Regions from separate parts of the Homo sapiens genome. Here region 2 is linked to region 1. Evidence: chromatin loops called from intact Hi-C (ENCODE). Cell type or tissue: A673. All regions are shown on one strand. Links, peaks and the distances in the headings refer to the core of each region. The heading gives the core; the rest is flanking DNA. Region 1 overlaps PPFIA2 (PPFI scaffold protein A2). Region 2 overlaps PPFIA2 (PPFI scaffold protein A2).

Region 1 (5,389 bases), core at 290-5,289:
TTTATATACAGCTGCAATCATTGTAATGGTCAGATGATCCATTTACTTAGTTTTTAAAAATGCCTGGTATATTCTTAGAAAGGAATGCATATTTTTTATTTAAAAAAGTGTAAGATCAAATTTGGGATGAATAAAAAATTTGCATGATATATAAATCTTTTATATTCACATGTTCATATGAGGCAAATGTATTAAAATATGCTGTGCTTTTATGATGAAAATATTTTATATATCCTTTGCCTGGTATGCAAAATAGAAAAGTGATGAGACACAAGTCAATACTTTTTTGGGGGGAAGGTGATTTGAAATATTCACGTGTCAAGTGACTGATACCTACACACCAGTCTAAAAGTCAAAATGTAAGTGAGTTTATATCATCAAAAGAACTAGTATCAATCCCAGTAGAGGGTTTAGGAACCCAGTATTTTCAGCTGCATTATTTCAGAAATAGTGCTTCTGTACAGTCTGCAATGTGATTTACAGTTATATATGTCTCATTGATAGTTGGCAGCTACCAGACCAGCAAGAGTTATGAGAGCTGGTTACCAATTCCAGAGCATAAATTAAGGTAGGGTATAAAACCCGGATGATCACATCATTTTAGAAATCTAGATTGAATGCCAATCACTATTTTAGCTAGACATTTTCCATTAGTACATAAAATAAACCAAAATAGGGAAAATGTTTTGACAAAAAGTTAGTTTGATTAATTTACCCATTAGAAAGTAATAAGACATGACTTCCTCTCATACAACTTCAAATACATGGCCCCTATGCAATTACTACACTCTTAGTTTAATTTTATTCTATAACTTTGAAAAAGAATACATTATTTTAAATAATGTCTTATAGTACTTGTGTGTTTTGTAGAAAAATAAATAATTTTTAACAACAAAAATAATTTTCTGGCAAGGTTTATTTTAAGTATCTATGATGCCAACTTATTTCCACTGACTTTGTGACATGTAATATTAGGTTTCTGAATAGCTAGAGTTTGTTATTTCTCTAATAATTTAAGTATCATTATAAATTGTTAATTCCACATTGCAGTAGATGTCCAGAAAGTGAAATTTTAAAAAATATGATTTCATGATTTCTTCTTTCTTCAGACAATAGAAGTGAGTTCTTCTGAATTTTTTATAACACCTCTAAGATTTAGCTTGTTGCTCACTTTTTCTTACTTGAAGAATAACCAATAGTTTCTGATTTAAAATGTGGTCTGAGAAAAGGCAAACAGAAGTAGCTTAAAATGCAATATTTATTTCATTTGTTCATTCAAGTGTTACAAAATAGCATTTCCCATTTAAATTATGTATTTTTTAAATGTGAAGGTCTCACATTTGAAAATTTCATCAAAGCATGGTTTCCATGGAAACCAAGAAATACCTGAACTAAGGAAGGAATCTAAGAGGATTCTTGAGTGATAAGATATTAATCAATATATTTTTAAGTATTTTATGTTTAATTTATTAATTATTTCTGCTATTTTCTTTTCTTTAGAATGTTTTAATTCAAGAATCAGAAACTTTCAGAAAGAATCTTGAAGAATCTTTACATGATAAGGTATAATGGAAACTTATGTTTTGGGCCCATTTTCTATTTTTATTTTCTATTCCACTGATGAATGTTTTGTTGTAAAATAAATTTGAAAAAATAATTTTAGTATGCTATCTTTGTAAAACAATTTTAACTTTTTAGAATATGTGCAGAAAAGCGTACATAGAGAGGAAGAGCTTCATGAATCTTTGTAACCCAAATTCACCAAAAATTAGCACTTCAGAAACTCCCCCCAAATTAGTCTATACTCATACTCTTCCATTAAAGGATAATCACTATCTTGACTTATAACATTAAAAAATGGTTTTGCCTTGCTTTATGCCTTATATAAATAGAATTAAAATATATGCGCTAATTTATGTCAGTTTTAGATATTCTTTCAGCAGAAATACATTAAATACTATTATAAATAGAATTATGCTAAGTTATATATGTCCAAACATAATCCTAGTTCCAAAGGAGCTAAAAAAATCTAACTGAGGAGAGAGAACACAGCCCTTACAAACCAATGAGGATGCAGGGTAGCAGATGCCAAATGCCAAATTAGTGAAGTAGGCAGTAAGAGCTACAGGTAGGAAAGACCATGATATATTGCTGCTGTGAAGAAGACTTCAGGAAGGAGGGACTTGACTGAAGATTTAAGGGAAAGTAGGACTCTGACCCCAGGCTTTCAAACATAGTGCATGTGGCATGATCACAGGTGCTTGGTGGGGTGAGGGGATGGGTAATGAGTGTGACATTTTAAATAATAGGCACAACTATTTGGCTGGAATCAATTATTCCTGTTGTAGGGTATGTGGTAGAAGAGGAAACTAAGGGCAGATTGTGAAATTTTAATGGTAATTGCTAATAGTATTTTCCTTCTTCATTAGCCTTTAAAGTTATTGTTAGCAATTTTATCTTATTTTTTTAAAGAAGAAAGGATTGCTAACTTAAGAAGTGATCTATAACTGTATGTTGAGAAAAGATAGAAGAAATGGAGAGAGAGAAGGAAGGGAAAAAGAGAATGAAGGAAAGAAGGGAGAGGGGGAAGAAAGAAGGGAGGGAAGGGAAGGGAAGGAAAGGGAAGAGGGAGGGAGGGAAGGAAGGAAGGAAGGAAGGAAGGAAGGAAGGAAGGAAGGAAGGAAGGGAGGGAGGGAGGGAGGGAGGGATAGTATGGGATATAGAAGGTATTGGAAAAGATGAAGAATAGAGGAAAGAGAACAATTATACATTTAACCCTACTGGATGCTGCATATTATGAAGCAATTAAAAATAACTAATTCTACAGTCAAGGTGTCCACAATCTCCTGAAAGATAGGTCTTTAGAACAATGTAATGTGGGGCCTAGAATATAGTATCTGATTCTTTCTGAGGTAGTTCACAAAAACAACACAGAGATTACATTTTTAGTAGCCTCTTAAAGACATATATGATCTTCATAAAGGTAGAGCATTCTAAGTAGAGGATGAATCCTCTGCAACGGCACAAAGAAAATCAAGATGATTGATTTGATGAATCATCAGAAGTTTACTGTGACTGGTATGTATTTAAAGAAGTAGTTTTTGAGCAGATTGTGAATTTTGGACGTGATGCTGTTATGCATGTTATGTTATCCAAAGCTCTGTGTGCTCCTGGCAATATCCCCAGAACCCACTCCCCCACCACCTACCAAAGCCTTGTAACTCCAACAATCTGCCTAAGCAACCAAGAGTACTAATCATGCCATGCTTTGCATCCTTGCTTATGTCAGTCTCCAGAGAGAGTAAATCCCAGATCATATCTCATGTCTGAACTATCATCCCATTTAGATGGGCACATTCACTAATCTGACCACATCTTCTATAATTCCTCAAATTTCCACTAAACTAACTGTACTCACAGTCCATTATCAGCAAAACCCTCTGTAGGCTCAAACTCTTTTCTCAGTGTTTCCCTTTCCATCTTTATCTCTACAATTTGAAGTTTCTAGGTAGCTTTCCTTTCTTCTCTCTGATTCACCCCTAGTGACTTCATCTGATCTCCTGGATTTAAACACCATCTATAAATTGAGCACATCCAAATTTAGATTACCTACTGGGTCCTCTTCCCTGAGAGAGTTTATATATTCTATTGCCAACTCAATATCTCCATTTGGACACCTAGGTACCTCAAATGTAACATGCCAGTCTATTCTCACCCCACTCCCACACATCAAACACCACCACCATCTAACCTAACACACCAGCAGTCTTCTCAGTCAATCATAATTACAATTTCTTTCTTTCTTTCAGTTACTCAGGCTAAAAAACTTGGACTTAGTCTTGACCCCTATGTTTGTTTCATATCCCACATCTAGTCCAATATCAAATCCTCTTATTTCTACTCTCACGATATAGCCAAAATATAGCCACTCTTACCCTAACACCATTCTTGTCCAAACCATTACTCTCTTGCCTCAAAATTTCCTCTCTTTTCTGACTCCCAATTCAACTTGACAATCTATTTCACAGCCATTAGAATGATCATGCCACTTCTCTGCTAGAAAATCCAGGAAACATAGCAAGACCCCATCTTTACAAAAATAAAAATTAAAAACAAATTAGCCAGGTGCAGTGGTGCACACCTGTAGTCCTCCTAACTACTTGGAAGGCAGAGGCAAGAGGATTACTTGAGCCCTGGAGTTCAAGACTGCAATGAACTGTGATCACAGAACTGCACTCCAGTTTCAGTGGCAAAGTGAGACCCTGTCTTTAAATAAATAAATACATAAATAAAATAATTTTTTAAAATCCTTCAATTGTTGCCTATCTCATGCAGAGTAAAAGCCAGAGTTTGAAGTGGTTTACAACCTCTTTTAGGACTACCATTCCTGAGTTCTGCAATCATACTTTTAAAAAGTATCCTCTATTTGTCAATTTAACCTCTGCAATCCAGCCACACTGGACTCCTTACCCTCTACTCCATTTCCACTAAGAGGCGTATGCACGTGTTGTTGCTTTTATCTGCCATGCCTTTTCCTAAGAGTCTCATTTTTTAATTTCTCCTTTATTTAGGTCATTGTCCAAGTATCACTTTATTGAAAAACCCTTCCATGACTCCCCTGTTTTCTCCTTTCTAACAACATGCTATATTTCTATATTACTACTTGTTTATTATTCATCTTTTCTACTAAATTCTAAATTGCATGAGGGCAAGACATTTGTCAGCTCACTACTGTATCTCAGGTGCCTGACACACAAGAGGTACTCAGCGCACTTTTGTGAAAATAATGAACAAAGATATTTACAAATCAATAAGAAACTATTGAACATTTTAAAGCAACACATTAGTTTATTGTACATGTGTTTTGAAATTATATGTCTAGCAGAGAAATGTGTAGGAAAGAGACTGAAGCTGGTAAAAATCATTCAGGAAAAAGATAAAAAGGGCTTAGAGTAGGATGGTAGTGACGTAGTGAGAATAAAAAGAACAGAAAAGAGAAACATTGCAAAGGCCACATTAACAAAAAAAAATGTGGTGAGAAAAGTTTGAGTAAAGTAAAATATCAAGCACTGGCCACTGGGAAGGGGAAAAACAGTAATAGAAAAATCTAGAATGATACATTTAGACCTGTAAAACAATATAACAGTTATAATCATTAAAACCAAATTGAATGCTTACATGAGCAGTTAATTAAAGCTCTAAGACAACCCCTATCTTCATAAATTTATAGACCAGAAAATGCCAATTTGAGAAAATTATAATTAAGTACAAATAATGGTGACAATATCAAGCTAATTGGTTATTAACTTTACTTTTTAAGGTGCACTCCAGCCTCAGTGACAGAGTGAGGCCCTGTCTTTAAATAAATAAATAAATTAATTAATTAATT
Region 2 (5,389 bases), core at 171-5,170, 71 kb after region 1:
TTTTTTTCAAAAGAGACAAATAGTCTTTTAATATTGTAGAATTTTTCAACTAAAAGGATGTTTATACTGGTTAGCTATTGCTGTTTACAAATTACCCCCAAATTTGGCATTTATGATCTCATGACTTCTATGGGTCAGGAGTCTGGGAATAGCTTTGTGATGGCCTCTGCTCAGAGTCTCTCACAGGGCTGCAATCAAGGTATCAGCCAGGGCAGCAGTCATCTCAAGGCTAGACTTGGGGAGAATCCACTTCCATGCTCATTCATATGGTCAGGGTCATGATTCAGTTTCCTGCTGGCTGTTGGCCAGAAACATTAGTTCCTTGTCATATGGGACTCTCCACAGGGCTCCTGAGATCTGACTTACTCCAGAGTGAGAGCTCAGAGGGAAAGAGACAGCGGGAGGGGACTAGCAGGAATGAAACCACAGTCATTTTATTGCCTAAACTGGAAAGTGACATCCCATCACTTTTATCATCAGCTATTTATTAGAAATAAATCACTGGGCCAATCCTACCCCCAAAAGAAGGAGATTATAGAAGGGAACGGATATCAGGAGGTAGAGAGAAATAATCAAGCTTGATTCCTTCATTTTACAAATGAGGAAAATATGGCTGAGGTTTAGATGGGTTACATGACTCACCAATGACTGGAAAGGAATTAGGGCTCAGGTCTTCTGATTTGTGGTCCAGAGCTCTTGGCACTGTATTTTGCTGATTTATAGTTTTTCTTCTTTGTCTCACTTTTTCTCACTCTCACAATTCTCTCCTTTGTTCAATCTGTTTATTTCAACAAATAGAAAAAAAAATCAGTCAATCTTTTGGACATTCAAAAACAAATATGTAAGCTGCTAATTTTTTGTTGTGTTTTCTACTTCTTACTCATAACTAATGATGGAGGGAAAATGGGAGAATATTCCTGTTTTAAGTGATGTTATTCAGGTGCTGAAATATAATGCCCGTGATTGGCATTCACCCAGTGCTTGAGATGTGCACGAGACCTGTGCTGTGTAAATAGCACTGCTGGTTTAATTGTCTTTCAAGAGTCTCACAGCAAAGTTGAAAAATCAAAATATCTAATTTCTTTTCTTTTTTGAGACAGAGTTTCACTTTGTTGCCTAGGCTGGATTGCAGTGGCACAGTCTCAGCTCACTGCAACCTCTGCCTCCCGGGTTTAAGCAATTCTCGTGCCTCAGCCTCCCCCGTAGCTGGAATTACAGGCATCTGCCACCACGCCTGGCTGATTTTTTTGTTTGTTTGTTTTAGTTTTAGTAGAGACAGAGTTTCACCATGTTGCCCAGGCTGGTCTTGAACTCCTAAGCTCAGGCAATCCAGTCATCTCAGCCTCCCAAAGTGCTAGGATTACAGGCGTGAGCCACCGCGCCTGGCCTCATTTTTTGTTGTTGTTTTCTTTTGTTTCGTTTTGAGGCAGAGTCTCATTCTGTCCCCAGCCTGGAGTCTAAAGGCCTGATCTCAGCTCACTGCAACCTCTGCTGCTCAGTTTCAAGTGATTCTCCTGCCTCAGCCTCCCGAGTAGCTGGAGTTATAGGCACTCGCCATCATGCTCAGCTAATTTTTGTATTTTTAGTATTATGATGTTTCACCAAGTTGGCCAGGCTGGTCTCGAACTCCTGACCTCATGTGATCCTTCCACCTCGGCCTCCCAAAGTGCTGAGATTACAGGCATGAGCCACTGTGCCCAGTCTTAAAATCTCTAATTTCTGATGCATTATTAATTTTGTTGCTTTCTTTAGTTTTTCAATGATTTGAGTTTTAACTTCTTTCTTAGCACATCATTTCACTCTCTAAAAGGCATTTTCATATATAGCATCTAATTAAGTTCACACATCTTTCACATGGTGTAGGAAGGTAGGTGGAAATGTGGCTTAGCTACACTGCATGCTTTGATCGAAATCACATGGCTGGATGTGGCACAGCTGTCTCGTTCTGTGACAGAATTTCTCTTCACTCAGAATTCCAAAGAAGCATTATAAATTGAAGCCACTCATTAAGCAAACATTAATTGAGTCCCTTATCAAATGTGGCTTGTAGCCGTTCTGGTCCCTACATACAAAGGGGAACTTGGTGCCATGCAGCCATTACTTTTACCACTAGTAATATGAATTAGTTAAAATAGAGTCTCTGGAGCTAGCATGTCTCAATTTCAAATCTTGTTTCTATCCCTGCCTCCCTGGTGTTTTTAAATACATCATTTAATTTCTTTGTGCATCTATGTCCTCTAGGGAAAATAATGATAACATTTTATCTCGTGGGGTGAGGTCATGTATGTAAGATACATAAAATAATTCCTAGCATATGAGACACTAAAATGATAACTATTATTATAATTTGTTAGTGTATTTTTTCCTATCTAACAGCTTTGGTTGGGAATGCCTGCGTGGTACGTGGCAGCCTGCCGAGCCAACGTGAAGAGTGGTGCCATCATGTCTGCTTTATCTGACACTGAGATCCAGAGAGAAATTGGAATCAGCAATCCACTGCATCGCTTAAAACTTCGATTAGCAATCCAGGAGATGGTTTCCCTAACAAGTCCTTCAGCTCCTCCAACATCTCGAACTGTGAGTCAGTTTCTGCTCCTCCCCTTCCTCAGTGCTAGGCAAATAGCCGTGTGTCTAAGTCTACAGAGCAAAATTGTGACAGCACACATTTCAATGTCAGCTTGAATTATTCTCAAGAGATTAAGCTTGCTCTTTATTAACCTTGCTGCTACTTTTAATAGGTTTTCAAATGAGGAACTATGATTCATATCAGACGTGAAAGCTAGCATAGCAGACTTTTGAGCTAGCATCTGAAGTTTAGATTTTTCTCCCAAGCGACAAGACCCTGAGCTTACTCTTTTTTCAATTCCTTCCTTCCTTCGTTCCTTTGTTCCTCCCTCCCTTCCTCCCTCCCTTCCTTCCTTCTTTCCTTCCTTCCTTCCTTCCTTCCTTCCTTCCTTCCTTCCTTCCTTCCTACCTACCTTCCTTCCTTCCTTCCCTTCTTCCTTCCTTCCTTTCTCTTTCCCTCAGGTAATTTCTCAGAAGATAAGATATAAGCATTAGTGATTACTAAAGATGCAAGGCTTAAGTGACTACATTTTTTAGTTTTAATATTTTTTATTTTTATAGATTCAGGGGGTACATGTGAAAGTTCGTTACATGGGTATATTATGTAATGGAGATTTTGGGGCTTCCAGTGTGCCCATCACCCAAATAGTGAACGTTGTACCCAATGGGTAATTTTTCAAACCTCATCCCTACCAACCTCTTCCCTTTTGGAGTCTCCAATGTCTGTTATTTCCTTCTACCTGTCCACATGTACCCATTGTTTAGCTCTCACTTACAAGTGAGGACATGTTGTATTTGATTTTTTTTTGTTTCCAAGTTATTTCACTTGGGATAATGGTCTCCAGTTCCATTTATGTTGCTACAAAAGACATTAGTTTATTCTTTTTTATGACTGCATAGTATTCCATGGTGTGTATATACATTTTATTTATCCAATCATCCACTGATGGACACTTAGATTCATTCCATGATTTTGCTATTATGATTAATGTTGTGATAAAGACATGAGTGCAGGAATTATTTTGATATAACAATTGCTTTTCCTTTGGGTAGGTACTAAGTAGCGAGATTACTTAGTTGAATGCTCATTCTATTTTTAGTTCTTTGAGAAATCTCCATACTGTCTTCCATAGAGGTTGTATTAATTTACATTCCCACCAACAGTGTATAAGTGTTCCCTTTTCTCTGTGCCCTTGCCGACATCTTTTTTTTTTCTTAACTTTTTAGTAATAGCCATTCTGACTGAGGTGGGATGGTATCTCACTTGGTTTTAATTGCATATATCTGATGATTAGTGATATTGAGCTTTTTTATATGTTTGTTGGACACTTGTATGTGTTCTTTTGTAACTCACTATTTCTTAAGAAGTTTCTGTAATTATGAAATTATGTGAGTTTGACGTTTTACAGATACCAAATGGAATATCTGGAATATCTTTTTCTTTCAAAGTCTGTTTGTTTTTCAGTTATAAATTCCTAGTCATCTCATAATTTTTTACCTATCCTAATCCTAGAAAAGAACAAAATGTGACAAAAAAGGCATGCATGACGACAAATTCCCAAAAACTCCCAAATAGTATTTAATTATTTGTTTATTCCATTCCTAAATTATATATTTTGTTTATAAAGTATATTATTTCTGATAATTACTAGATTTCCCAAATCTCATATCTTATATAGCATAATAAAATATGGGAGAATGAGATAAATTTTAGCAATAGGTAAAATATTAAAAAGTCTTATTACTTTATTGCAGTTTTCAGGCAGAAAAGTAACAAGTATAACTTTTTTATACATGATCTTAAACAGTTGTGAATAGTTTGTTTCATTTCTATTTACACATTTTCCTTCCCAGTATACTAGATTCTAATGCCAGAAATAAAAGGTCAAATTTAAAAGGCTTATATAATTCTTACATAACTCCATTTTAAGTTCTTCCTAAATGACATGTAGGAAAAATATATAATTTTTAAAATTCTTACCTATATTATTTTTAAATAGACACAAATGTTTTTCACTATACCTGGATTATGACTCAAGCTAAAAGACAATTTAGAATACAATAGCCCCTTGAATAAGATAGGAGTTAAGGGTGCTGACCCCCCACACACAGTCAAAAAATCAGCTAGAATTTTTGGCTCTCCCAAGACTTAACTACTAAGAGCCTACTGTTGACTGGAAGCCTTACTGATAACACAAATAGTTGATAAGCATGTATTATGTGTTTTATATGTACACATATATGCTCCATTCGTACAATAAAGTAAGCTAGAGAAAAGAAAATATTATTAAGAAAATCATAGGGAAGAGAAATTATATTTACTATTCATTATGTGGAAGTAGTTCATCATAAATGCCTTTATCCTCGTCGTCTTTATGTTGAAAGTACGCTGAGGAGGAGGAAGGGGAGAGATTGGTCATGTTGTCTCAGGAGTGGCAGTGGCAGAAGAAAGTCTGTGTATAAGTGGAATGATGCAGTTCAAACCTGTGTTGTTCAAGAGCCACCTGTATATTTAAAATAAGAAACTGAGAAGACCATTAAAATAGTTATTGTAAATTTAATTTAAGTCTGATGAAGAGTTTGCTGAGTAATTTCCAGCTGAGAGAGAAGCATCATAAATAGTTTATATCCACATTTTCCTCCCAAGAGCAAATGCAAACAAAATTATTAAACATTATGAATCTTGCAAAAATAAATTTGAAGTCCCAACTTCCAGATGAAAAATATGATACATTTTATTATTTTTATTTACCAGTGTAATTCATTTCTTAATGAACAATAGGGAATTTTAAAACCATTTTTCTAAAACTATTTAACCAACCTG

What was found. A loop is a pair of places that touch in the nucleus more often than their neighbours do. Peaks named below come from ENCODE experiments on the same cell type or tissue, not always from the same donor. Only the 100,000 strongest peaks of a DNase experiment are listed, where the experiment ranks them.
Region 2: a loop joins it to region 1, with 8 times the contacts of the local background. A loop is called at or near these places in 2 of 110 quality-filtered maps.

What each region holds. Positions count from the first base shown.
Region 1 is chr12:81,363,282-81,368,670 of GRCh38, reverse strand. It overlaps PPFIA2 (PPFI scaffold protein A2), which reads left to right. Exons shown (of 33, transcript NM_003625.5): 14 at 1,501-1,563. Among named protein-coding and RNA genes, the nearest start is that of PPFIA2-AS2, 51 kb to the left of the region's middle. In A673, for the core only: no CTCF peak of the experiment used is centred there; no DNase peak of the experiment used is centred there.
Region 2 is chr12:81,292,023-81,297,411 of GRCh38, reverse strand. It overlaps PPFIA2 (PPFI scaffold protein A2), which reads left to right. Exons shown (of 33, transcript NM_003625.5): 24 at 2,377-2,577. It overlaps PPFIA2-AS1 (PPFIA2 antisense RNA 1), which reads right to left. Exons shown (of 6, transcript NR_120491.1): 3 at 4,888-5,018; 4 at 643-778. Among named protein-coding and RNA genes, the nearest start is that of PPFIA2-AS1, 16 kb to the right of the region's middle. In A673, for the core only: no CTCF peak of the experiment used is centred there; DNase peaks (open chromatin) are centred at 341 and 2,761; H3K4me3 peaks cover 622 bases; H3K27ac peaks cover 4,518 bases.